Linked DNA regions of Homo sapiens: region 1 is linked to region 2. The links are chromatin contacts, found by Hi-C or POLR2A ChIA-PET in ENCODE. All regions are on one chromosome and are shown on one strand. The core of a region is the stretch at or near the end of the contact, and the rest is flanking DNA. Distances in the headings are between cores, read along the strand shown.

Region 1 (2,832 bases), core at 298-2,797, 110 kb before region 2:
GGGATATGAGCTGAAAGCCATTAGTTAGGATAGTCTACATTACTGATTTTAGAGACGAAGCAATTAAATCCAAGAGAGATTAAGAGGCTTGCGTAAAGGTCACAAAGCTGATTAATGGCAGAATTCAATAACCCAGGCGTTCTGACGGCCTCTACAGGGCCTCACAGTCACATTATCCTTGGTTTCTCACTGGCCTTGGAATGCCCTCTCAGATAGAATGCCAGCCACAAGCCAACACAGAAGGAAAATGAGGTAGGGTAAATGAAAGGGACGAGGAGAATCAGAACATATGCAAGAGGGTAGATGTAGGTAGAAGAGGGAAAGGAAGATGCAATAAGCAGCAGCACTGAAGAATTTCCTTTCGTTATTCAAGATCTTTTTGTTGCAGATGTTTACCTATTTGTAAGCATCGAAGCACAGCCAGGACAACGGGTCTTACGGAGTAGGAGGCAGCAACAGAACAGTATTTTTTATGTGAAGGGATGACAATGGACTTACACAAATAATTCCCAGCAGAGACCACCTCTCTTTTCCCATCTTACAGATGAGAAAAATGAGCTTTCAGAGAGCAAAGGTTCCATTAAGTATAATGAGCAGGGTCAAGACTGAAATCTCAATCTTGACTTCCAACTTATCATTCTATACTGATGTGACTTTTAGTTTTCATTAGTAAGGTAAATTTACTAATAAAAAGTTACTTAAACTGCTAGCTTTTTAAAACTTATCTAAGTTGTTGTTGTTGTTATTGTTTTTAACCTAGACAGTCCAAAGACAGCAAAACAGGCTTCCAGTTTTGCTTCGGGCAAGTCAATTCATCTTTCTGAAATTGGTTTTTGTTTTCTGAAATGGGAAATTTGGGATAGGTGATCTTTAGGGTCCCTTCCCAATGTTAGTATTATATATCATGTGCACTTCTTATAGAAGTATTTCATGGGGGTCATTTTCATTAAAACCAAATTTAAAGCCTCCTTAAACAGCAACATAGTCCAAGCAATTTTAAGATTTTTAAAATGACACAGAGAACAAAATCTTAAATGGACTCATATTCTAATGGCTAGACAAATTCTATTTTCAGTCTCAAAATAGGCAAAAAAAATTACAATCTTGTTCCCATTTCAGAAAGATTCCGAACTAAGCAATAAACAAAAGAGAACATCTCAAAGTATGAAACCAGGGAACACTTCGTGGCTTTGTGTGTTGAATTTGAGAACACCGCATGAAGAATGAAAGGCTGCACCTTAGTTAAGGTTGGATTCAGAAAGTCTAAGGGAGTGGGCAAAGGACTCAGTCTGACGGGGCACTCTCAACCACAAGTTTTCACCCAGCAGTTAGTCATGAAGTCAATGTAATGGGGCAACCTTCATGTTTTAAAAATGTAATAAAATAGGTTATAATAAGATTTATCAGAGTACATTTCAGAATGCAGCAATATGAGACAATTGGGCTAGTTATTGAGATACTGCTGCCGGTCTCAGAGCAGAGACTGTGCAAGCCGCACTTCTGCTGGCTTTAAGGAGCTGGTGCCTTGCCAAGTTTAGCTTCTTAGAAGCACTTGAGGAAGGCTGGAAGGCTGCAAGAGGAAGATGGGACTTGCTCCTTTCTGTTTTGCTTCTAGTTCTTGTCATCACGTTCATCCCCTGCCTCCACACCCACCCAGCAGTGCATCTTCACTCCAGCAGTAGCAGTTCATTCCAGCAGCAGCAGCTGGTTCCAATTTGTAGTTTTTCCACATTCCCAGAGCCAAGCCCCTCATGCTCCCTCAGGGACACCAGCTGGTCAGTGTCCCCTTGTCAGAAGTCTTCTCTGGCTCCATGGCTCTTCCTTTGAGCCTCTATGTTCTGTAATCCCCTTGTCCTCACAGTGGCAGTGCCTTCCTGCTATTACTACCTCCACTATACCTCAGTGGGGTGCTAATGGGTGAGGCCCAGTCCTTGAAATGTCTGTTACAAGTCCACAACAACATAAGGAGCTTACACTCGAGGTAAATTAACTGGATCACTAAGCACACTGTTTTCAGCTAACTTTTCTTCATAGATAGACTTTTTCAAAAATCAGGAGGAGCTGCTTTACATTCAGGTGCAAGCTTCTTATCTCATTGCAGACTGGTAGTAAACAGTAGATCAATTTACTTTGAGCAACACAGGCTTGATGGTTCCCTCTGGTTAATGATTCTTTATATTACAGTCACTCCTAAAATTAACTTCTGGGGTTTCTATCTCCTATGGACCCCTGACTGATATTGAAATTAGACATAGGTATATCTTGAGTAACTTTTCTTTTACATACATGCGTGTGTGCGAAATGAATTGTGATACAAAATGTACCACATGTGTCGGGTGTGGTGGCTCACACCTATAATCCCAGCACTTTGGGAGGCCGAGGCAGGCAGATCACCTGAGGTCAGGAGTTCGAGACCAGCCTGGCCAACATGGTGAAATCCCATCTGTACTAAAAATATAAAAATTAGCCTGTCATGGTGGCACAGGCATATAATCCCAGCTACTTGGGAGGCTGAGGCACAAGAATCGTTTGAACCCAGGAGGGGTAGGTTGCAGTGGGCCAAGATTGCACCACTACACTCCAGCCTGGGCGGCAGAGCGAGACTCCATCTCAAAAAACAAACAAACAAACAAACAAAAACCCCACATGATCAGACATGTAGTTTATAAGAAAAAATAGAACCTAGGAAAATGTGTTAATTTGTATGTGTACACTGTCTGCTAGGACTTCAGAGCACCTTAAGTATTTCTAGGTCTTCTTTAACAAAAGTATTTGACTCTGCTAATTATAAGTATGAGCAGACTCTCTTATATACAGCAATTATAGAATAAG
Region 2 (2,702 bases), core at 192-2,691:
AGAGATTGCTGGGGAAAAGTAAGAAACCAGAATCAATCATTGAAAACAAAACACTCCTGCTGGGTGTAGAACAGCTGCTGATGAAATAATTTTTAGGGCAGTGAAACTACCTTCTGTAATACTATAATAGTAAATACATGGTGCAATGGTTTGAATGTGTCCCTCAAAATTAACATATTGAAAACACAATCCCCAATGGAACAGTGTTGGAAGGTGGGGACTAATGGGAGGTGTTTAGGTCATGAGGGCACTACCTTCATGAATGGGTTAATGTCATGTAAAAAGGGCTCATGGAGGCTGGGCATGATGGCTCACACCTGCAATCCCAGCATTTTTGGAAGGTCTAGGTGGGCAGATCACTCAAGCTCAGGAGTTTGAGACCAGGCTGGGCAACATGGCAAAATCCCATCTCTACAAAAAATGCAAAAATTAGCCTGGTGTGGTGGTGCACACCTGTAGTCCCAGCTACTTGGGAGGTTGAGGTGGGAAGATTGCTTGAGCCTGGGAGGTGGAGGGTACAGTGAGCTGAGATACTACTACTTAAGTCTAGCCTGGGCAATAGCGCCAAACTCTAAATCCAAAAAAATGGATGGCGGGGGGGCCCTCAAGGAAATGAGTTCACTCCCTCTTGCTCTTCTGTTCTTCTGCCATGGGAAGAACGGCATTCCTCCACTCCAGAGGATGCAGCCTTCAAGGTGCCATCTTGGAAGCAGAGACTTGGCCCTTACTAGCCACCACACCCGCCACTGCCTGATCTTAAACTTCCCAGCCTCTAGAACTGTGAGAAATAAATTTAATTCTTTGCAAACTACCCAGTGTCAGGTATTTTATTACAGCAGCATAAAATGGACTAGGACACATGGCATTATAAATCTGCATAAACCCACAGAATGTACAACACCAAGAAGGAACCCTAAAGTAAACCATGGACTTTGGGTGATAATAATATGACATAGGTTAATCGACTGCAACAAATGTACTCTCTGCTGGCAGATGTTAATAACAAAGGAGTCTACGCATGTGTAGGGACAGGGATATGGGAAATCTCTGTACTTTCTAATTCAATCTTGATGTGAACCTAAAACTGCTCTTAAAAATAAAGTCTGTTTTTAAATAAAGAAGAAAAATCCACTGATGCTAAGGGGATACTTTCAGGAAAGGAGGCAAACAGGATAAGCATGTCCAGTCTTCCTCTTCCAGCCAAGCAGCCTCCCTCTAGAACCTTCTGTTGACAGAAACTATAGGGAAGAAGCCGGCAAAGGAGAAACATGGTTTTAGAGCCTCAGCCCCAGTGTCACAAACAAAATATGAAGGGTGGATTTGGAGCCAAGAGATAATGGCTTAATAACCAGCACAGAGTGTTCTTCACGTGTTCAAACGCTTCAATCTGGGGATGCTCCTGCCAACTGGGCATCTATCTTCACTTGCTTTTTATAGCACAGGCTAATACAGAATTTGTTGAAGGCTGCTGGATAAGAAACTAAAGAGATACTAACTGACCAGGACATTTATTTTCTCCCTCTCTCATTCAAAACCTTCTGCTGTCAGGCCACTCGCACAGGGTGTGGAAACATCTGCATTCCAAACAATTTACTGTTTGTATTAAGAAGCCTCATTGTATAAAAAGCAGCTAAACAGCTTTAAAGGCAAGCTGTCATAGGTTCAAATCCTGATTTGATCACTTACTAGCTGTGAGATATTAAGTTAGTTTACCTCCCTGAGTCAGTTTTTCTGTAATACAGTTATATCACCTGGACCATATGGCTGTTTAAAGAATTAAATGATACACTGGTGTGAAGTGCCTGGCACATATACAGGCAAATGCTGGTTTTCTTCTCTTTGTATGAGAAAAATAACATATCAATAAGTTAAAGAGCTATTAATAACCAGCTTTTCTTTTTTGAGCTCTTCATCGTGTACTTCCAGTTGGTCTATGAACTGCTTGTGCTTCTAGGAGAATATCCCCTCAATGCCAGAAAACCTAAACAGCAATGGAAACTCACAGGATTAAAATCAAAGAGAAGCTCAAATAAGAGGCCTTAGAGAGCAAACTTTGAAGCTAACAAAGGCAAAACACAGCTTACTCATAAGGAGCAAATAGGAGAAAACAGAATGAAATATTCACTTGGCTCTTAATAAGGAAACATGCATATCCTCTTGGGGGACATTTTGTTTTCTTAATGCAAATTTGCATTACCCAAACAATGGATACAGATCCACATTATTTTTTAAGAGATTAGTATTCTCTTGATTTATTGTAATCCTTAAATAGCCACAACCCTAGGGGCATCATTAGAAAGCACACTGAGTGGACATAATGGTATTAAACTCTCAAAATTCTTTGATAGGAGCATTTATGAGAAATAACCAAATGTGCAAGTAAATATCAAAGCTCAATTAAATTTTTAAAATGAAGGTCATTTCCATTTAAAGCTCAGTGGTAGACTCAATCAATGAGGCATTTTCCTAAGGGGCAACAGCTCATAGAGTGACTTAAATGAGTTCTTATTTAAAGACCTGCAGAGAAGGGTCATAAAATGCTAGTAATGATGGTGTGATAATTGTAAGAAAAGGGCATTTTACCATAAAAATTTTTTTGAAAGGCAAAAGTCAAGTTTTTCTTTGTCCCCATTAGGGACTTACCAAAATAAAATCATTTCACAGGGGCTCGGGCCGTTGTATAGGACTTTGAATACCCTCTG

Evidence for each region. Hi-C counts contacts between places; a loop is a spot of excess contacts on that map. ChIA-PET counts read pairs that join two places held with the same protein, here RNA polymerase II (POLR2A). Pooled maps may share reads with other maps.
Region 1: a loop to region 2 is called in a map of heart right ventricle, with 5 times the contacts of the local background. The contact joins two enhancer-like sites. A Hi-C loop is called at or near these places in 20 of 168 maps with a recorded cell type or tissue (Right ventricle myocardium inferior, ascending aorta, astrocyte of the cerebellum and 7 more), 3 of 37 single-sample maps with no recorded cell type and 19 of 50 pooled maps. POLR2A ChIA-PET finds 5 or more read pairs at or near these places in 1 of 52 experiments (Panc1).

Annotation. Positions count from the first base shown.
Region 1 is chr2:168,634,211-168,637,042 of GRCh38, reverse strand. The region is part of intron 4 of CERS6 (ceramide synthase 6); the gene reads right to left. Among named protein-coding and RNA genes, the nearest start is that of MIR4774, 53 kb to the right of the region's middle. RefSeq lists an enhancer at 1,498-1,627. Within about 2 kb of position 1,547, at least 13 of the 41 ENCODE cell types and tissues checked have a DNase peak (open chromatin) inside an H3K27ac peak, as active enhancers do; they include heart right ventricle, where a contact is called at or near this core.
Region 2 is chr2:168,525,615-168,528,316 of GRCh38, reverse strand. All of the region lies in intron 1 of CERS6 (ceramide synthase 6), which reads right to left. Among named protein-coding and RNA genes, the nearest start is that of MIR4774, 56 kb to the left of the region's middle. Within about 2 kb of position 1,441, at least 10 of the 41 ENCODE cell types and tissues checked have a DNase peak (open chromatin) inside an H3K27ac peak, as active enhancers do; they include heart right ventricle, where a contact is called at or near this core.